Regions from separate parts of the Mus musculus genome. Here region 2 is linked to region 1. The links are chromatin loops, found by intact Hi-C in ENCODE. Cell type or tissue: heart. All regions are shown on one strand. Links, peaks and the distances in the headings refer to the core of each region. The heading gives the core; the rest is flanking DNA.

The links. Peaks named below come from ENCODE experiments on the same cell type or tissue, not always from the same donor. Only the 100,000 strongest peaks of a DNase experiment are listed, where the experiment ranks them.
Region 2: it touches region 1 in a loop (2.1-fold over the local background); 5 of 42 quality-filtered maps call a loop at or near these places.

The regions. Positions count from the first base shown.
Region 1 is chr10:83,192,874-83,204,242 of GRCm38, reverse strand. It overlaps Chst11 (carbohydrate sulfotransferase 11), which reads right to left. Exons shown (of 3, transcript NM_021439.2): 3 at 8,343-11,369. Among named protein-coding and RNA genes, the nearest start is that of Slc41a2, 140 kb to the left of the region's middle. In heart, for the core only: a CTCF peak has its summit at 6,073 (motif pointing right); a DNase peak (open chromatin) is centred at 6,092; H3K27ac peaks cover 700 bases.
Region 2 is chr10:82,805,893-82,817,261 of GRCm38, reverse strand. 1700028I16Rik (RIKEN cDNA 1700028I16 gene) reads right to left here and starts at 5,139. Exons shown (of 3, transcript NR_038042.1): 1 at 4,903-5,139. In heart, for the core only: a CTCF peak has its summit at 5,263 (motif pointing left); DNase peaks (open chromatin) are centred at 5,271 and 9,841; H3K4me3 peaks cover 788 bases; H3K27ac peaks cover 1,065 bases; H3K27me3 peaks cover 676 bases.

The DNA.
Region 1 (11,369 bases), core at 1,816-9,815:
CAGGTGATTGGTTTGTGTCAACTTGACAGCTACATATTGAGTTCAAGGCTAGTTTGGACTATATAGAAAGACTTTGTCTCAAAACGAAAAGCACACAACCAAACCAACCAACCACAACAGCAAAAGGACAAGCCTTTAAACATGAAAACAGGCAAAGACCTTGAATAGCTACTTCTTTGAAGGAGATATAGAACTGTGTATGTATATTACCATAAAGCAATGCAAATTGTCTCAATATGTAATTCGGATATACACTGTGAGATTCAGAAATGAATCACAAAATGATTCTGAGTTCAATATTCATTGGAATACTTTAAAATGGATTTAAGGGGACATATTTTTAGGGAGCTTAAATTGATTTGGGTGGGTGATGGATAAAGATGACTTTGGTAACATGATCCTGGGTTTTCAATCATCTCCTGGCAATAAGAGAAGGCAGACGCATTGTATCTCATGAGGCTTCTTTTCAGATTTACATTGCTTCTAGGCAGAAGTGCTGGTGGTCTGTCTCTGCTGATACTTTTGGGGGCCAGCTGTGTTTCACTGAGTAGAGGGAGGTCTCTTTGCTATGGCTGGTGCAGAGGTGGGAACCTGGCTTGTTCTGGACCCAGCGGGGCCTGAGGAGCAGGAACTGGCAACGCGCTTATTGTCAGCATGGGATTCTCCAGGTTGTTTCTGTCAGCCAGGGCTCACTCACAGATCTTTCCAGAATCTGCTGGCTTCCTTCCATTCCTTGACCTTACCGCTGGCATCTGCTGTACCTGGTCACCCAGAGGAGATTGAGGGCCCCTCTAGCTTTGGGTTGGATGCCCTAGGCCCCCGTGAGGCTGTGGTGCAGGGCGGACCTTCCGGCGCCCATCCTCCTCACCGGAAGTGACTGGTCCCTGGGCTTCTCTGGCCCTCACCCGTGTGCTTCGGGCAGAAAGCTTCATCATTGCTGTGACTGGAGGCCAGGGCTCTTCCTAGAGCAGGGCTATGCTCCGTGAGCTTCTTGAATCTCCTGTGGCAAGGGCAGATGAAGGGATGAGCTGTGACCTGGCCTTTGGGGGGGGGGCACAGTTTCTCTGTCTATAAAATCAAGGGGATACAACATTTGGCACAGATGCCATTTAGAAGGGACACATTCTCAGTGTAAACTGCATGTGTGTCCACCCCCAACCCCTGCTTCCTGGCAGAGAGCGAGGGTGCTCTCCCCTGGTAAAACATGTGAATATTTCAGCAAGAAATGCTCAGATTTTCACAGAAAGTGGGACAAGCACAGACTATAATTAGCCTCATGTTAGCTAAGGTCAGGGTTTGCTGCCAAGCGAGCTTACCTCAAACCTGTCTTTAAAAAAATCTTTTAAGGATTTTCTCCCTTTAATATTCAAGGGTTTTTATGAGTTTCAAAGCTGCAGATGAGGGATGTGGTATTATTCGGCTGAAGCCTTGGGCGCTGTGCAGTGCGATCTCTAGGAGCCCCGCATTTAGGGCCCATTGCTTGGCAGGCAGAGTACGAAAAGGGGACCCTGCTTTTCAGGGTAAACGTCAGCCCTACCCTGAGCTGGATTTTTATGCAGTGTACAACCTGTGCAGTTAGATTCGTTGCTCCGGACCCTGCACATCCCCAGGTTTCTGAAGCATAGGCAACAGTGCGAGGTGTCCTTCTCCATTAAAGTCAGAGCTTTACCTCCGATCCGTACTCCCAGCCAGCAAATGGGAATGTGTCCATATCGTCCCATGGAACTTAAAACACTGCGGGGCTGGATAGTGTCCGAAACAGTAAACGTTAGCACCCACGGCCCACAGAGCATCCTTTGTGAGGTCCGAGAACCTCTCCTTTATGGCCCCAAATGCTGGTCTTCACTCATCAAGTTCCATAGCCCACATCCCTCAGCTGGTTCCTGCTTGTAATTCCCATCCACAGGCACTACCTTTCCAGGTGGTCACATGGCAACTCTCCCTGCCCCTCCTTCTTCTCAGATCCTGAGAACCAGGGGGTTCCATCTACTTGTGTTCTTGATTACTGTAGGAACTCAGGCCCCCCAGCCTGGTTGTTCCTGACCCTGGGTGCCAGGCAGTTATTTGCTGTGGGGATTGGTCTGTAGGGGTCCCAGATCCCGTTTGGTTGAGGATCATTCCTCCAATCACTTTACCTTCCCTCCACCCCTTGGGCCAGTCTTTCCTAAGCAGAATTTAGTATTTTGTCTGTGTATAAATCAGCAATCCTTTAATATAGACCCACATGGGTCAGGACAACTCTGAATGCAGCTTAATGCAGAATCAGAAACTTACCTAAAACATTACCAGTTTTTTGCCATGTGTGTGTGTGTGTGTATGTGTGTGTGTGTGTGATCTGATTGTGTGGCTTACTGTGTGAACTTCGTACATGAGAACATTATGTCTGAATATCAAAAGGTTGGGGGTGTGTGTGCTAGTATCTGGGAAGATGTCTGCATTCGTCCTTGATGAAGAGTCTAAGTCTTTCATGCTCTCTGCCCCTGGCAATGGGTCTGACCTTGGTGGATGCCCTGCCTTTGAGTGAGTGAACAATTCTCTCTGCACAGATGCCAGCTCCTGGAAATGGTGGTGGAGGGAAGCTGGGGACGTCCCAGACTCTCTGCTGCTCACAGATCTGCCCGAGGACAGGGGTGTACAATGGCTTGGGTCTACCCACAGGGAGCTCCACCCAGAGCGAGCTCTGTTCATGGAGACCGTGGGCAACTAAGGCTAAGCGTGTCTAAGACATTCCCACTGCCCACTGGCCTTTTTCTCACCTTGGTTTTGGAAGGCCACTCATCCTATGGCGCTGTCCCCACAGTGCTCACAGTGTGACTTTCCTGTGGGACAGGTGACTTGGACATGGTGTCTTCCCCCTGAGCTGCTGCCCTGAATATTTTGCAGGTGCTGCTGGCCAATAGCACAAGATACTTATAGCTCACCCTGCCATTTAACAGTCCCTGGGACATGCCCCACCCCCACCCCCACCCCATGACTTCCACTTTGTCATTGGCTTTATATAAGTCTAGCCCTTCTGAATACTTGGTCTACATCTGGTAATGACCAGTCCGATAGTTTTTGAAGGCTGGGCCTTTGTTTGGAAGATGGCCCAGCTTTCTGTGTCTGTTTTAGCCTGAATGTTGTCCTTTTTCTGCCGGTTCTCTTATGTTATCCCATGTTGACGATGTCTGTCAACTTGCTGGCCAGCTTCTGTCCCCATAGCTCAGGTTCGACTATTCCTGTTTCTTCCCGGATCTCCTCCTCCCCTCCCCCTCTTCCTCCTCTTCTTCCTCTTCTTCCCGCTCTCCCCTCCTCCTCTTCTTCCTCTTTCTCCTTCTCCCTCCTCCTCCTCCTCTTCTCCTTCTTCCTCTTCCTCCTCCTTCTAAATCTCAGCTCACTAAAGACACATAATACCTGTGAACTCTGGGGTCACCAGATCTGGGGTCAATCCCCTCTCTTTTGCTGTTGGGATGAGTGGGTTGTAGCAGTTGTTAACTATCCTAATCTGAATTCTTATCTGAAGAAAGCGCCCATGCCTTCGCCTTACTTGTTTCTATGGAAAGCACGGATCACCCTGCACGATTTATACTAAATTATGCACTAATGCATAAAGGTTGCTTCCCTCTTGGCCAGCTTTTCTTATGAAAACACATAGCTTGCTGCCTGGCATGATGGTTCAGTGAGCCAGGGGGCTTGCGGCCAATCCTAATGAGTTCCATCTCCAGAACTCACATGGTAGAATGAGAACCCACTCCCTCCACTTGTGCTCTGACATCCACACACAAACCGTCACACACGTAAATACAGAAAATTTAATAACAAAGGAGAAAATACATAATTTGGGGGTTGGGATCTCAGTGAGGGAAGTACGAGCCAGGCGGCGAGCCTGGCAGCCTGAGTCTGGATCCCCATGTCTCTGGTAGCTGGAGTCCTGTCCAAGTGTTTCCAGATTCTTGGCCTCTAATGCAAAGAATTGAAAATAAGGGATGGATTCGCATAGACTTGCAGAGAAGCAAGATAGCTTTATTCAGAGTGTAGATTATAGAGGGATGTCCTGTTAAAATTGACAGCAGGCCACCTGAGTGACAGAACTCAAACTCTGTTACTCTCTGGGGCTAAGGAGAGGGGCTGGTTACTAAGGGGGTTAATTTGGGCGGTTCTTTATTCTGATTGACAGGTTAGGTCATATATTCATTTTCCCCACTACACATGCCCCTTCCCATAATGCATTCTATCTTATGCACACCCAAGTATGCATAGGCATAAGATGCTAAGTAGGGGCTTCTCCCTAAAAGGTTTGAGGATACATTTCTGCTTTACTGTGCATGTAACCCAAACCAGTTCAGACCAGATCATCCCTTCTGTTCTTTGTATATAGATACACTGGGAATACACTTGAATAGAAAGTGACTAAATTTGCTTGTTACCTGGAGTGGCAAAAATCTGTGCTACTGTTCAGGGCTGTGAGCGCCTGGAACCTGATGCGAGGGGGGTGAGGAGGGTCTCCTGAGGTTGCTAGGTGCATTTTGGAGAGGAGTTAGTATATATAGCATATGCAAGTGAACTAGGTTGCAGTGTGTGTGTGTGTGTGTGTGTGTGTGTGTGTGTGTGTGTGTGTGTGTGCACGAGCACGTGCATGTGCATGCATAACCCAAAACCAAATGGGATTCCAAGCTAAACTCTCCTATACTTACGTCACCATTCAATTGTTGGCAGAGACTCACAGAGCCACTCATGAGCCTGGAATTCCCGAGCAGCCACGGTAAGATGGCAGGCAGAGACCCGAGGCTCTAAGAGCACATGTGACAGCTAGCATGGTGTGTGCACCAGTGAACAAAGAGAGACTCTTTCCAAGACAAGGTTGATGGCAAGGGTGACTCCTGAGGCAGACCTCGGACCTCCACATGTGCTCTGTGATACACGTGTGTCCAAATCCACCCACACACTTATATCCAAACACAACATGCACGCATGCGCGCGCGCGCGCGCGCGCACACACACACACACACACACTCACAGAGACAGACAGACAGACAGACATAATTTGGAAAAAGCCACATTGAAAGCAAACATTTTAAGATCCCTTGAGGCATTTGGGACGAGGGCAGAGTGGCTCTTCAGGGACCTTAAGGTCCACACCCAGAGCCCATTCTGGCATTGGACAGTTTGTTCTTTCTGTCTTCAGCTTGGTTCCAGGCAGTGGCTGTTTCTGACTTAACCCAAAAGGTAAAGGGCCTGACTAGGCCCGGCTCCTTCATGCCAATGGGAAAGATCCTGAGCCTTTGTCTTTTCTCCACCATGATGTACTATCACCTTAAAAATATTGCGGAAGAGCTGTGGGTGTGGCCTGGCCGCAGAGCACTTGGCCAGCATGCGCCTCATCCCTGGGTTCAATTCTAAATTTAGCCGTGGACTGTATGCCTGGTAGTTCCAGGAACTGGGCAAGAGGAGGTAGAAGGATCAGGAGCATAAGGTTATCTTCTGATACATAGCAAGCTCAAGCCCTGGGCTCCAGGAGAAAACAAACAAGAAGGAGGAGGAGGAGGAGGAGGAGGAGGAGGAGGAACAGCAGCAGTTCATTAATGCGGAGGTTATTTTTTATTTCCATATTTTGAATGAAGATGCTCCTTGTCTCCCTGGCACACCATACAGGAAGTATATACTTTGATTTCTTACTTGAATTTGGGTATAAACTAATTCTTCCTCTTTTTTTTTTTTTTTTTTTTGGTTTTGTTTTTCGAGACAGGGTTTCTCTGTGTAGCCCTGGCTGTCCTGGAACTCACTTTGTACACCAGGCTGGCCTCGAACTCAGAAATCCTCCTGCCTCTGCCTCCCGAGTGCTGGGATTAAAGGCGTGCGCCACCACGCCCGGCTTAATTCTTCCTCTCTTAAAAAAACCCTTTTTGTTTTATTTATCTGTGTGTCTATTATAAAATGTTCTTATTAAAAGACTGTTGGAAAGTCATACTTTGGGAAAATCTACCTCTTCTCAAGATGGGGCACTTTGCCCTTTTCCCTAATCATCTGTACCTGTCTCTTGGGGGCGAGGCCAGGAGGGAGGGCTTTGCCCACACAAGCCGCAGTCGCTGCACTTCCTGCAGTGTCCAGTTGAGGGCGCCAGTGACACCATCGGAATTTCCTACTGACTGACTGGCTGCAAACAAGCCATTCAGCACTTCTCTCAAGATGAAGCCAGGAAGGTCTTAGTCTGCTCGGCATCCCATGGACCTGCACAGTGGCCGTGAAGGGTCAGGGCTGGGTTAGATGGCGAAGTTACATTCAGTCTGCTTAGCGGGCCTCCTTTGAGGTGACTAAGCCCTGAGGTCTGGGCATGGTGTGAGCTCTTCTGCTGGTGGCAAAGACAGCCAGATGAGTGGACTCATCAGGAACCATACATGGTGTGTCTGAAAACAGAATCAAGGGCTGAGTAGGAGGACTCAGTCAAGTGCTTGCTAAGCAGGGATGAGGATGAAAGTTAGACCTCAACACTCATGTGAGAAAACAAAAACCAGGGCACAGAAGTGTGCACGCGTAATCCCAGCTCTGGGGCTGGCTAGCCTGCCAGCCTAGCTGAAACTGGTGAGCCCAGTGACTCTGTCCAAGATACAAGGTGGGTAGTATCTGAGGAATGATACTCAAAGCTGATCTCTGACGGACACACTCACACACTTACACACATATATACATACACTCATACACATACACACATATATACATTCACACACACACTCACATACTCACACTCTCACACATATACACACTCACACATACACACACATATTCACACTCATACACATACACCAATACACTCACACAATACACACATAGTACACACACTCACACACATAACTCACATATACATAGTCTCAAATACACTCACACACATACATACATAGTCACATACACATACTCTCTCACACATACATACATACAGTCACACATACACACATATTCACACACACACACACACAGAGACACAGTTTTTTAAGCAATGTAATACCATTTTGTTCAGGCTTAAGTTCAGTTCAGGGCAATCCTCCTGCCTCAGTGAGTGCTGGAATTCCGAGCTTGCCAGCCCGCCAAGTATCCCTTCCTTTTGTTTTACTGATAGCTGTTCTGTGTGGCTTTTCTGAGATTTGGGTTTTAGAAACAGCTTTCAAGTGGGATTTTGTGTGTGTGTGTGTGTGTGTGTGTGTGTGTGTGTGTGTGTGTGTGTATAAAAACATGGAAAAGTGTCCTGGCAACAAAGCTAGAAGATTCTGGGGTTTGGATAGCAAATGAGCGTGTACCTTAAGATCTGTATCTGGTGGTAATAAAGCCATCAAAGGGAATGGGGACTCTCAAGCTGGCTCCTGAGTCCATCTTTCCTTCTGGATCCCCCCCCCCCCCAGGTGGCCGTTCTCTTCCCATTTCTGTTATATCACGATGGACCCGAAAGCTCTCTTTTTTTTCTACACAATTCTATTACCTGAATCAGGAACCAAATAAATGTGCTTATCACTTAACCACCTCAAGTATTATGTTACAACAACAGAAAGCAGACCAAGACAATGCCCAGCTGTGGTGTTAACTATCAACTTGATGGAGATTTAGAGTCACCATGGGAACAAACCTCTCGGCATGTGAGAGGTGTTTTCAGACTGAGTTAATTGAGATGATACGGCCATTGTGGGCAGCATCATGCCCTGGGCTGGGATTCTGAACTGAATGAAAAGGAGAAAGTGAGCTGAGCACCAGCCTTCATCTTTGAAAGCCTCCTGGCTGTGGATGCGAGGTGACCAACTGCCACACCCTCCTCACCAAGACTTATGGATCTCTCACACCGTGAGCCAGAACAGGCTCATTCCTTAAGTTGTCCCAGTCACAGGAAGTGATGTGGCGCATCAGAGAGGAGCAGAGGTGAGTCTGCAGATCAGCTCTGTGGTTTCCTAGTTGCAGGAACGGACATCTGCTCAGAGGGAGACATGGTCTAGTGCCAGGGTGTAGGCTGTGAGGATTGGCTCTGCCACCACCCACGGGGGGGGGGGGCTTTATTTCCTCGCTCTTGACACAGAGGCAGGACCACACTAGCCAGAGAATCTTCCAGTGTGCGCAGAGACTTCTAGAGAAAAGCAGAATGAAGCAAAGTTTCCATTCACCCATTTAACAAGGAGGACCTGGCCACTGGGGGCAAGCAAGCTCCACCCTGGCCACTGAGGGGAAGGGGGCTTCACCCTGGCTGGATGACTAGCAGAGTCTCATCTCCACACTCACACACATGAGCAGATCACTTGCAGGCTGAAGGGCACAGCCCACCCCACTGCACTCCCCAGTCTTTCATTAATGAACCAAAAATAGTCCACACACAGAAAACAGATTCTGGCTTTTTTTTTTTCTTCTTCAATTTAATTGAAGTTACTTAGAAAAATAATCAGGCTTGAATGGCTTTTCCTGGAGGAACATTTCACGCATCTGTTGGCAACATAGAATTCAGCTTCTTTAACAGTATAGTAAGATACAGGGAGAGAATTCTACAACAGGCCCTCCTCGACTGCATACAAATATGTAAAAAACACACACTCCACAGAGATGTTAAATTCTATGTCCATATGCTTACTGAGCATGCTCAGAAGAGAATACGGATACCACCTTTTGTACCTGATGAGAGCAGATCAAAATCTGCCTGCTGCTGTCCAAGGGTTCAGCTGTTTCTAGAAGGTCCTGTTGTCTATTCAGAGGGGCTGTTTAGCTCTGCTGGGGGAAAGCTGGGGGGTGCTGGTGGGCAAAACCTGAGGGAGTGATGGAGTCAGTCCTGCTGACAAAGAGGTGGGCCAGGATGGGACATGGGTACCAGGAGTGCACAGGCTTGGGCAATTTGTGTATGTGTGTGTGCACATTTATGTGTGCATGTGTGTGTATGCATGTCTGTGCATGTGTGTCTATGTATACCCATGTGTGCATGTCTACTGTGCATGTGTGTATGCCTATCAATGTGTGCATGTATATGTATATATGCATGTCTATTGTGCATGTGTGTATATGTATACCCATGTGTGCATGTGTGTGTGCATGTCTATTGTGCATGTGTGTGTATACATGCCCATGTGTGTATGTATACGTATGGAGGAGGCCTGGGCAGAGGAAGAGAGTAGGAAAGCAAGCAAAATTCTCTGTGGTTTTGTCAGTTAAAGCAGGATAGTAATGCAATCATTATCACATGAGCTAAGAGTCCTAGGGGCTTATACAATGCTCAGGAGCATTCTTGGAGCATGGGCTAAACCTGTGTGCTCAGAAGGGCTGACCAAAGAGAAGTTTCTGGTTCCCATGTTCTCCTTGTGGCTGCAGAGAAAGCCTTACTCCCAGAACCAGGAAGAAAGGGTTGTCTGAGCCCCCCTCAATGGGCTGCCCTGATTCCCAGACCAGCTGAGAAAGGCACTGGGGCAGGGGGAGGCTATAGGGACTGCAGGCAGGGACCCCTGTGGCTCATAGTCTAAACTTTCTCGATAAATGAGTACACTAAGCAGGCATGTCCTTATCACTCTGCCTGTACCTAGTCCTAAAACACAGCTGCACCTTTGAACAGTGGCTCAGAGCTGGGACGCTGGCAGCTCCCCTTTCTAGCTAAGCACAAGAGGCATGCAGGAGAAAGCTTTTCCAACATTTTTTTTTCCTCAGTAGAAAACACTTGGATTTCCAAGCACATTTCACCAATGGATGTCTTTAGCCAGGAACACAGAAACCTTTCTACACTCTACAATAAACAGTCAAGCCGATACATATTTTGAAAATTGTCACTAGGAAGTGTGAACACAAGACAGGAGAAAGACTCCCTCATTCTGGAAGCGTATTGATACACTCTCCCCAGAAGGACAGTCTTTCTCCCTGTAAGAGAGAGAAAGGGAGTAAGTACCATCTGCACACAGCACTGGACCACAGACGGAAGACAAACAGATGCGGACCATGGAAATCAACACGAATCTCCATTTAAAACTCCTGAAGCACACAGTGAACAGTTCCAAACTGTGGGTGGAAGTGAGGAGTATCCCCACGAGGCCATTATCCCCACCAAGTGGCCTTTAAGGTGTCCTTAAGCCACCTGCCCCACTCCATAACACCCTAGGCTTCCCTCCGCTGTGCTTGGAGGGACGGGATCACTCTCTGGGGCAGTATCCAGATGAAGACACCCCAACTAGGTAAAGCAACACTCTCATAAAGTTCCCAGATGGACACTGTTTCTGCTGATTTGTGGAAGGATCTAGGAAGCAGCTGTCAATCTTTGCAGACCTCAGACAGGCTAGATCACCCTCACTGAAGGCTACTGTGTGAAAAACCAGCTAAGACATGGTCTGCCATACAGGATACCTAGGTCATGCAGCCCAGAAATGCTACATTCTCCCAGTTTCACAAGGCAGACTATGTATTCAAGGCTCTGAAAACTCCTGCAGACAGGAACCTGACTTAATTTTGTTTTCTAAGGATATGTGACCACAAACTGATGCCTTGGAGAGCCTGGGCTCGGTGGGACATGCATCAGCTACACCACGCCCAGGGCCTGAGCACCATGACTGCCTCTCTATTCCAGGGACAGCCAAGATCTGTCACTGTTCTTGGTCACACACATGACATAAATCTATTTATTAAAGGCGAGGGGAGAGAAATTGGGGAAGGTACCTGCGTTTTATAAATAGCCTCAGGCAGCCACTCTGGCTCACATTTCTCTCACATTAAATAAAATAATTTCCTCTGCGAGACAGTGTAGCAGTTACCGCTGCCCCCAGCCTCCTTGTGAGCCTAACAATACCATTTTAATAGTTTCTGTGAATAAATTACTCAATTTTATGTTTTTCAGAATATTCTTACCCCCTTCACTCTATACTGCATCAAAACAAACAAAACCCCACAAAAACACAAAAAGCAAAATTTACAGCCTACCAGCTCCCTTATCATCAGAACTATGTACAGCATCTGCTACGTACCCGGACACTGGCTGTCATGGGAATGTGGCTCAAATGTCAACCGCAAAGTATCAGAAACAACTAGAAATGAGGAATAGGTTTGGGCATTGATCAGCAAGGAACAGGAAAGAGCAAATTTCCAACCTTCTGGAGGAGAGGGAGGTCCTGGATGCTCTGCCAATGCAGGACATGGAGGGTGGGCATGTGCCTGTGGGTACCAACACTCCACCTTTGACCTTCACACTTGAACTCCGCCAGTCTCCAAATGTATGCAGTGCACTGTTTTAAGTGGCAGGCAGGACAAGATGTGGACTGGAGATCACAGTAGGAGGCCCTTGAGAAATGTTCCTCCCTTTCCTTAGTCAAGGCAGACATCACTAATCAATCACAGCAGTCCTCCATCCTTGCGCTTGGAGAATATTGTGGCTTATAGGCTTCTACTATGAAGACACTGCA
Region 2 (11,369 bases), core at 1,908-9,907, 390 kb after region 1:
TTTAGCTCCTTGGGTACTTTCTCTAGCTCCTCCATTGGGGGCCAATCAGGGACCTTAACAGAAGATGGGATCTCCTGAATCAGAGAAGATAAAAAGGGAGGGACCACCCTGAACTCACTGGCACAGGAAAGGGCTTTCTGAATAGGTCACCAATAGCACAATAGTCACTAAGACCAAGAACTTGTTAATTAAGAGGAACCTCATGAAGCTGAAATAGCTTCTTATGGCAAAGGACACCGCCATTCAGACACAGCAGCAGCCTATGGAACGGGAAAAGATCTTTACCAATATATACATGTATCTAGACTATATAAAGAACTAAAAACCAAACCAAACCAAACCAACAACACTGGACATCAAGAAAATAAATCACCCGATTTAAATATGAGGCACAGAGTTCTCAAAGGGTGAACCAGGCATGAGTGGCTGAGAGAATGTTCCACATCCCGAGTCATCAGGGAAATGCAAATAAAAAACAGTTGGAGATTTTATCTTCCATCAGTCAGAATGACGGAGATCATTAGAACACGTGCCGGCTCAGGCTGGTGAGGATTCCGAGGAAGGGGAACACCCACTGCTGGTCAGAGTGCAGACTGGAACAGCCACTGTGGGAATCTGTAAGGCAGCTCCCCAGGAAGCCGGGAACTGGTCTACCTTAAGACTCAGCTAACCACTCCGAGGCATCTACTCAAAGGACACTTCACCCTCCTATGGAGACGCTTGCTCATCCCTGTTTGCTACTGCTCTTAATACACAGGAAGAAGAAGGGCTGGAGAGACGGTTCAGTGGTTCAGAGCACTGACTGCTCTTCCAGAGGTCCTGAGTTCAATTCCCAGCAACCACATGGTGGCTCACAACCATCTGTAATGGGATCTGATGCCCTCTTCTGGTGCTTTTGAAGAGATCAATGGTGCATTCATATACATAAAATAAATAAATCTTATGAAAAATAAACAGCTAAGAACTGGAAACAGACCCCTCAGTTGACGAAAGATGATGAAACCAGGCTATGTTTACACAATGGATATTATCTGGCTGTTAAGATAAATGGAATTTATAGGCAAATGGGCAGAGCTAGAAAAGATCACCCTCAGTGAGAGAGCCTGTCTGTTCTTCTCACAAGTCAGAGTACAGCTTCCTGCTCAGCTCAGGGTTTCCTCTACACACACGGCTACCCAGAGTGAATGTCAGTGTATATGTACCTTACACAGAGCACTCAACCTCAGCAAAAATACCTCTGCACACTGACCAATGTTGGCAACATAGCCAGTGTGGCTCTCTGAACATACATGAAAGTTGAAAGCTGAAAACCATTTCCCCATCAGTCGGTTAAAACAGATGGGTATAAAGGTAACATCAAACATCCAGGCACGTGGGAGGCAGGGGGATGACTGAGAAGAAAAGTAGAACAATGATCCAAGGATGGAAATGACATAGTGAAACCTACCACTTTGTACACTGCGTAAGAAAAATCAAAAATAAAAAGCACAGCCCTTACACACCACTGATGCCAGCCCTGGCAGCTCTGACTCTGACACCAGCCAGATCTATTTAGGAAAGCTCCTGTTTCAGACTGGTGGTGGTGCACATCTTTAATTCTAGCCCCCCAACCCCCTCACCCGGGAGGCAGAGGCAAGTGGGTCTGTGAGTTTGAGGCCAACCTGGTCTACAAAGAAAGTTGCAGGACAGCCAGAGCTACACAGAGAAGCCCTGTCTCAAAACAAATGAGCAAATGAACAAAAGAAGGGAGGGAAGGAGGGAGGAAGGGAGGAAGGGAGGGAGGGAGGGAGGGAGGGAAGGAGAAAGGAAGGAAGAAAAGAAAAGAGGAGAGAAGAGAAGAAAAAAGAGAAAGAGGAAAGGAAGGGAAAAGAAAAGCTAAGTTCTAGGTATAGTGAGACCCCAAGATCTGTTCTCAATACCCACATGACAGATCAGAACTATCTATACTCCAGTCCCTGGGAATCTTCTGTCTCTGGCTTTCATAGGCACTGGGCAGTTGCATGGTCCACATGCAGAGAAAACACCCATACGCTTAAAATAACAAAACAACTTTTAAAGAGATGTGAGAAAAAAAAATTTTTTTGAGTAAACATCCACTATGGCTTTATATTAGTGGTTACACGAATGGCAGACTAATTTCACCAGCAGAAAGCAGGCTATGGGGAATGCTCGCTCAAGGGTCCCCTAAAGGAAAGACACACAGATTCACAATTCCTCCTTTCAGGGATTTAACCCACTATAAATCTAAACTGTACTTTCAGAACTAAGTAATTTAAAGGCTTTAAGTATACACAAAGAATTCTGTGCACACACAAAGAATCAAGTACGAGGGGTCAAACACTGGGCAGGGGCTTCCAGTTACGACACTGAAACAGACAATATTGACCTCTGCCCGACCTCGGGATCCAGCAGGACAGTCAGGAGGATGTCTGGTTCTGTGCCCAGTCTCTCACTTCCTCTCTCTACCTCTGCTTCAGTGGTCCCCAGGGGCTCCCTCAGCCTCATCCCCACCCAAAGCCACAGCACCCTCCTTCCTGACCCAAAGCACCCATCCCCTGCTTCCTGGCCTAGTGTCTGAGACCCAGTTAATATGTTTAGGAAAGTGAATGTGTAACTTCCCAGCTCACATGCACTTAATTTTCACAAGCGATCTTGGGGCCATCTTTGAGAACTACTGCCCCGTGCCCCAACTGGAGAAGCTGGTGGGAGTTAACCGCGTCGGTTTTTGGAAGGTCCCTCACATATGCAGTTCTTTCTGTGGAGCAGATGGATGCCTTTGCCCATCTGTAAGGCAGTGAGGCAAGACCTGTGGGAGTTACAGTAATGACTGGCATACATTCCTGATCTTCAAAACTCCAGCAGGAAAAATTTTAACAAGCTAATTAGGAAAGAATGCTACGTGTTATAGCAAAAAAAACGCCTGCTCAGTGCTAAGTACCAAAATCAACCCCGTCTGCCCTCCTCCCCAAGCTTCCGGTGCCCCTCTGCTTTCCTGACGACACATCATGACTCCGCATTTTCTCCAGGCGACTGTATGCTCGAGAACTGAGGTCATGCCCTGTTTCTCTGAGTCCACAGTGCCTGATAAAATAATAAATGCTTGGCGACACTGTGTCATTAGCAACCTGAACCGGACTGTGAGCTGCTTCACATTAGATTCTGAACACTCACTTGGGAAGCAGCTGCTTGGAACTAAGATGAGAGAGCACTGTGTGCTCCAGCATTTAGATAAAGCAGATCACCAGCATCATTCCAGGGAATCGGTACATCCTAGCATCCTTTGTAAGTGTCGTACAAGGAGCGTGTCTCCTGCCCATATGCATGTAAAGTATAGAAAAATGGCCGGAACAAAGTGCTGCTTCATAAAGCAGGCCCAAATTTAAGTTTCAGCTCGTTGGTTAAGATCCTGCCTTGTGGGTGTGAGAACCCCAGTTCAGGTCCCCAGAAAGAAGAAAAAGGAGTCAGAGAAAGAGCTCAAAGGCAAAGAACACTTAGTGTTCTTACTGAAGATGTGGGTTTGGTTCCCAGCACCCATACCAGGTGCTCACAACCATCTGCAACTCCAGTGCCAGGGGATGGGATGCCTATTTCCTTGGGCAGCTGAAAGCACACGGTGCACACAGACAAGCAGGCACGCACGCGCACACACATAAATAAAAATGAAAACCGTAAAACGGCACAATAGACACCGTCATTCTGGCAAGGTAGGAACAGAGACCGCCTGATGTAGTATCTAGGCCAATGAAAGCCAGGGCAGGGAGTTAACTTGCCTTATATTTCCACCACGCCCGGCATAAAGTATTTTTTTAAAAACCCAAAAAACAGCCGGGCGTGGTGTCATACGCCTTTAATCCCGGCACTCGGGAGGCAGAGGCAGGCAGATTTCTGAGTTCGAGGCCAGCCTGGTCTACAGAGTGAGTTCCAGGACAGCCACAGCTACACAGAGAAACCCTGTCTCGAAAAACCAAAATAAATAAATACCCCCCCCAAAAAAACAAACAAAAACTAGTTAAGAGGGCTAGAGAGATGGCTCGGTGGTTAAGAGCACTGACTGCTTTTCCAGAGGTTCTGTGTTCAATTCCCAGTAACTACATAGTGGTTTACAACCATCTGTAATGGGATCTGATGCCCTCTTCTGGTGTATCTGAAGACAGCTACAGTGTACTCATATACATAAAATAAATAAATCTTAAAAAACAACAAAAAGCAAACAAACAAACAAAAAAAAAAAACCACCTAGTAAGAGTAGGTGCCTCACAGAAATCGATTTAGAACACATCTCCAACTCCCTCGTGATAAGTGAGAAGAAACTGAAGCGATGGCCACAGGAGCTATCCACCCTTCACGCGGGTACTGTCCTATCCCTCCGAAGACCTCCCCTTCCCCATCATAAGCGCTCTTCTAGGTCCTCTGCCTTCCTGTCCTTCCCTGGGGCTCCCTGACCTGGAATGCAGGGAAGGACCCTGCGCCAGACACCCTACCAACCTTCCCTCATCAGCTATGCATCCCACGTGGGGCGAGCCCCTATCTCACCATCTCGGCAGAAGCCAGGGTTCAGTGTTTTATTTCCCTTTGGGACCTATAAAGGATGTGGGGGAGGCCGTGTAACCAATGATCACAGCCAGAGACCTACAGCCCAATGGCATCGGCTTGGGTCCCAGCTCTGCCACTCTGGCCTGGGTAACTTGGGGAGTAACTTGGCTTATATTTCTACCTGTTTATAAAGTATCTTTTTAAACCCCCAAAAAACAGCCAGGCGTGGTGGCGCACGCCTTTAATCCCAGCACTCGGGAGGCAGAGGCAGGCAGATTTCTGAGTGAGCAAGTTTCCTAACTTCTTGGAGCGTCGGTTTCTTCACCTGTAAAATGGGGGTTACTTGAAACCATCGCGGGAGATGCTTACACGGGTCTGGGGCGGCGAGAGGTCGGGCGGGCGAGCTTGTGGAGCCACCAACGCCCTTGAGAACCTGCGGCTGAGGCAGGGCGGCCCGTTGGCGACCTGTGCCCCTCTCCGCTCCGGCCCAGCAGCCGACTCCTCGGAAGCTCCGGGAGGGCAGTGCCGGGCTGCTCGAGAGCAAGGAGGAGCGCGCTGCCGGGGCAGCGTGGACAGGCGCTGCTCGGCCGTACCTGACACACCCTCGCCGCTCCTGCCCTCCGCGCCTCCGGTCCCCCTCCTCCTTGCTCTCGAGCAGCCCGGCACGCGAGGGGGGTGGGGGGCGGTCCACGCGCGCGGGAGGAGGAGGAGGATGGCGAGCGGAGGGCGCGCGCCCCCTGCCGGCCAGGGAAGAGATAAGCGATGGGCCGCGCCAACAGAGCTAGCCTGAAGAGGGAGAGGAGGAGAGTATTGGGATGGAGATGGGAGTGAGGGTGGGGTGGGGGTGGGGGGGGTGAGGATGAGGATGGGAGTGGGCGAGGATGGGGATGGGTGTGGGAGAGGATGGGGGTTGGGAGCAGCTTGCTTTTCCGTGGATCTCATACACTTGTTTGTTTTCTTTGACTTTTTAAAAATGTGTAGGTAGCCCACAGGTGTCATGGTTAATGTCGAGGTCATATGGAGGTCAGAGGACAACTCAAGCCAGCCGGTAGTGGCACATCCAGGCCTTTAATCCCAGTACTAGAGGGAGGCAGAGGCAGGTGGGTCTCTGTAAATTCAAGCCAGCCTGGTCTACAGAGAGAAACCCTGTCTTGTAAAAACAAAACAGAAAACTCAGGGATCAGTTTTCTCCTTCCATCATGTGGGTCCTGGGGATCAAACTAAAACTCATCTCCTGAGGTTTGATGGCAAGCACCTTTATACTGAGCCGTGCCTCTGGATGCTTTTTACTAATATGTTTGTGGTTTTTGAGGTAGGGTCTTGTGTCTAACCAGGGCTCACCTGGAAACTTGCTAAACTGTTTGGTAACCGAGTTTTGCTTTAGTTCTTTAGTTTGGTTCTAAAGAACTTGGGACCACTCTGCTCCCACAGCCTTATCTGGCAATGGGTAGTGGGGTAATTTGCCATCCTGCCATGCTGCTTTTGAAAAATAAGCTGCCTTTTTTTTTAAGGTTTTATTTATTGAGACAGAGTTTATGTAGTGCCCAGGCTGACCTTAAATTAAGGAGCCTCTGTTTTTTGCCCCGTGTGTGCTATATGACATACACACACACACACACACACACACACACACACACACACATATATATATATATGTATACATATATATATATACAGATAGGCATGCACTGCTATGTTTACTCTTGATTTTATTCTTCCTTCCCCTGTGTGTGTATGTATGTGTGTGTGGGGTTACACATGTGTGCCTGAACACATGGGCAGATAGCATCTCGAACCTGTAAGAGTTTTCCTTGCATTGCTGAAACCCACCTACGTATCTAGTAAGGTCTTGATTTATGATTATCTAATCATAACCATGAGACTACAAAAATTCACATAGCAGCTTTTGCACTGGACCACGTTATTCCAGGCTAGCTGCGGTCTCTGGTCATAGTCAGTCATAGTGTCTCGTGCCCTTTGAGATGACAGTCGTGTTTTTGCGTTGACCACTAAGAACATTCTAGTCTCCCCTCTGACCTCTGACTCCTATGCCCACGCCTTGATCTGGGACTATAAACTTCACCAAAATATCACCTTTGTGCTTTTGTCTTTGATGTTGTCCAAATGCCTGCCACAGTGCCGGGGAGATTATAGTAATTAGGTATTGAAGGAAATGCTGGGTTTTAGTAACAGTAATAGAATGGCCCACACGATAATGCTGCTGGACTGCAGGTGCCTATTTCACTGTGTAAAATGTTGAAACTTAATTTTTGGTTTTGATTCTCTGTCTCTCTCTCTCTTTCTCTCTGCTTGTGTGTGTGTGCCTGTGCGTGCACGCACGCACCCGCACTCGCATGCATGTTCCCATGTGCTTGCAGACACCTCCCTCATGATCCTCCTTGATTTGGGGCAGGGTCTCTCTTGTTTTCTGCTGCACATACCAGGATAACGGCATCCAATGCTCCCGAGATTCTGCAGTCTCTGCCTCCCATCTCACATTGGGTGTGCCAGCCTTTCAGACTCTCACTGCTACATCCCAATCCACTCAGATGGCCAGGCCTGTGCAGAACCTTTCCACAGCCATCTCCCCAGCCTCTTGGTTTCTGGTGTTCTGAGACAGGCTTTCACTGTGTAGCCAACTGGACCCAACCTTGCAATCCTCCTGCTTCAGCCTTCTGAGTGTCCAGATTATAGGCATGCACCATCTTTCCTGCCAAACTGTTTCTCTTCTAAAAAAAGATTGTAAATAGGATTGCACTAAACATGTTTGTGTTTGGAACTTAAGGCTGTCCTGACATAGTGCCACGTGGGGGTCAGACTGCAGACCCCCTCTGTGTCCCCACTAGTGAAGATTGCAAGTGAATTTTTAACCTTAGATGGTCACAGGCCTGCTCAAGCACAGAACTGCAGTTCTGGGCCTGTGTAATATTCTGTCTGTCCTTCGTTTTACTTACAGTAATCAGAGCCTCCTGCAGGTCCTTGGCAACTGTTGAAATAGTCACTGAACTTTCAAAGGCAGAGCTCTGCCCCTCAGGATCCAGGCTGGGTCTCTTTTGTTCCATGCTATACCAAGACGGTTGCTTTAGGGGTTTTGTTTTGCTTTGTTTTGTTTTCTTCTTTTTAAAGACTGGACTGTTTGGTTTCCGGGACCCCCTCCCCCCAACAAAGGACTGAGGTCATATTTTACATATCAAAGCAGACTTGTCCTCCACGTTCTCCCAGCATCCCTTAGTCCCTACTTTGCCCCCAACCTTGAACTTTCCTGCCCTGGGGCTGGGCTGCCCTTCCTCCAGAGGCTCTTACCTAAATAACCCAGACATTTAGGGCCCTCTCCTCCTCCTCATTCCTCTTCCTCCTCTTCCTTCCTTCCTCCCTCCCCCCTCCCTTCCTTCCTTTTTCTCTTTCTTTCTCTTCCCTCTCACCGTCTTTCCCTCTCCATGGCGACTTCCCTGGCTTCTTCCCTTAGGGCCAGTGAATTCGCCCGCCCCAGAGCAGCTTCCTAATAAACCTGCTTTAATATGTTATAATCTGGCTTGAATTGGCTCATGTCACTGGTAGAGAAATAACTCTTCAAGGACCTCAGAACTAGAATTCTCTGTGTAGCCAGGCCTTGACCTTCAGATCCTCCTGGAGCTGGGCAATCCAACCTTGCATGGTTGGCAGGTTCTCTATAAATGCAGCGACATCCCCAGACTCTTTTTCATCTTCAGTGTTTTGAGACAAGATCCTGTGAAGCCCAGGCTGGTCTTAAAATCCAGATCTCTTGATTGCCACCGGTCACCGCCATGGCCAGCTAGAGGTACCTTTTTTTAAAGTGCAGTTTAGCCGGACAGTGGCGGTGCACACCTTTAATCCCAGCACTCGGGAGGCAGAGGCAGGTAGATTTCTGAGTTCGAGGCCAGCCTGGTCTACAAAGTGAGTTCCATGACAGCCAGGGCTATACAGAGAAACCCTGTCTCGAAAAATAAAAAAATAAAATAAAATAAAAACATAAAAGTGCAGTTTATGCTAAGATTACAATAATCACAATTCCAGTTGTATCTTGACCTTTTTTTTTCTGTTTAAAGCATACATTTAACTAAAAACATGGACACACTGTGTCATTTCCCCCACCACACACCCCCAGTCTGTTGTGCTTGTAAGCCAACACTTCCTTAGTTACTTACAATGAGGCATCTCTGGCTGCCCCCTGGCACCGTTATCTCTGTTTTTCTGAAGAGAATTCGGGTGGTCTGTGTTTACTCAGCCAGGATCCTACTTAAATCCAGATCCCTTGACCTCCAGGCTTCCCATCTGAACCAATATCACAATGACCTTAGCATCCTCTAACCCGGTGATTCTCAACCTGCAGGTCACTACCCCTTGGTGGCTGAATGACTATCAGCCAGTTGGTTATTTCCTGATTCCGCTAGGCTCCTCCCAGGGCCCTAGCAACAGGATTATATCATTACTGGCTGCTACCGGGTGCCTGAGCATAGAAAAGGACTGCTCACCACCGCAGTTCTCTCTCTCTCTCTCTCTCTCTCTCTCTCTCTCTCTCCCCCTCCCTCCCTCCCTCCCTCCCTCCCTCCTTTCCTCCCTCCTTCCGTCCCTCCTTCCCTCCTCTTTCTCTTCCCAAATGTTCCCAGCCCCTCGGTCTCCTCCTGCATTTCTGTCTGTCTCTGTCCCCCACCCTTCTTCTCTGCCCTCAAGGCTCTACTCACATCTGCCTGCCTCTACTCCTTCCCAGGGGGGGGGCTCCCGCCCTCCCTCCCTTCCCCCAGCTAACCCCCCTTTATACCAGATCTGTTGCATGGCGTGACTTCTCAGGAGGACACCAGGTACCTCCTCACCACATTGTATTTTATAACAGTGACCCTTTCACAGGGGTTGCGTATCATATATTTATATTACAATTTAATAGCAGTAGTCGAATTATAGTTATGAAGTACCAATGAAATAATGTTATGGTTGGGGGTCAGCACAACATGAGGAACTGTAAAAGGGTTGCAGCATTAGGAAGGGTGAGGACCACTGCTCTAACCCCTAGGCATGAGTGAGACACATTACTCCCTGGAACATTTGTTTTGACATTAATTTAATTTAATTATAAATGACTTGTTTAAAGAGCATCAAAAGACGGGACATTGTGGTTGCACGCCAACATAATTCTCAGTGACAGACTTGCTATCTTCTCTTCCTGGGGAGGATGGGTCCCAGGGGGCCAGCTCTCCTGGCTTTTTTTCCCATCATGCCTTTCAGCCTCCTTTTCGACTATTGCAGGCCTCCTTGGCACTTGATATTGAAACTCGCTGAGGCGTGGTCCTTGAGTCACCAGGCCTCCAAGCTTTAAATGTCACCCCTCCAGCAATGACTGCCAAATGTTTATCACCTGCCCTGACCTTGTCTGTGGAGCAGGCCAGGGCGTCCAACTGTAGACTTGCATGCCTACTTCAGTGTCTAGTAAATACCGGAAACCCCAGCTGTCCAAAAGCATTGTCTCCTTGAAATGGAAACTCAAGGGTTCTCTGAAAAGTCATGTTTTGCTGGAGCAAACATGTGAACAAGTGTTTTCCTGAAGCAGACACAGGTGAAAGGATGTTTAGCTAAAGCAAACGTGTGAAAGGACACGTGAAGACGGATTCTTCACTAGTGAGGTGCATGTATTGGTTCGCCTTACATGCGATGTCTAGCTCTGTTTATCATGACTGCACAGAGATGCAGACCGAGAGGCTTCTGGTGGTGCTTTGGTGGCACAGTTCTGCATTGTCCTGCATCCTCGGGCTCCGGCCCATTGGCAGAGTGATGTCAGCTGATACGGACACACTTGGAGTTTTGCTAAGACAGACTCGTGTGCTGAGGCAGACCCGTGGAGGACATGTAATGTTTTGAGGGACTGTAAATAGGACTCAGCGGACAGTGACGGGGGATGGGGAAGGGGAGGGGTCCTTGCATTGCTTGCTTGTAGAGCTGGCTTTGCAACACTTCTTGGATTTGCATCTTATCTGACCTTTGCTTCATTGAGAGAGGCACAGCAATGAACCTTTTCTGGCGTTCCTGGTGATCCTGGTTCCTCCTGCTGATTTCTCTGAAACCTGGCTGTTGCTGCTAGGTCGTGCCACAGCTGCCGCTATCCCGACACTACTGGACTGGACTGCTGGTGTATCTGTGAACTGTTTGTGAGCGGATCGAGCTGCCACTGCTGACCTGTGAACTGAACTGCTGATTTCCTGACAACGCAGATGGGATTTGTTCCAAAGAACCATTTCTAAACAGGTCCACTTCCCCCGTATCCTAATAACCTTTCTTTTCCACTGCCTCTGGTGGGTGGTGGGCTAGAAGGGAGGTTAAAGCGTTTAAGAACCCATATTAAAAGGAGGATTGAAAATACTAAAGCCCGCACCTCCTCCCCAGAACCACTCTTCCCCACCTGGTGTTCCTCCTGGTCTCCCCCGCTGTCTCAAGCCGAGACTAAGGCCTGGCTGTCTCTGCTAGGTCAAGTCACTGCTACTGCTAACCCAACTCTACTGAACTGGACTGCTGGTGTATCTGTGAAGTGTTTGCGAGGGGACCAAGCTGCTGCTGCCTGCTAACCTGTGAACTGAACTGCCGATTTCCAGACAACAGAGACGGAAAGTTGCTCCAAAGAACCTTTCGAAACAGGTCCCCTTCCCCCTGCCTCCCACCGCCTGTATCCTTTTCTTTCCACTACCTCTGGTGGGTGGTGGGCTACAAGGGAGGTTAAAGTGTTTACGAACTACAAATAAGGTTTGAAAAAATTAAAGTGTGCGTGTGTGTGTGTGTGTGTGTGTGTGTGTGTGTGTGTGTGTGAGAGAGAGAGAGAGAGAGAGAGAGAG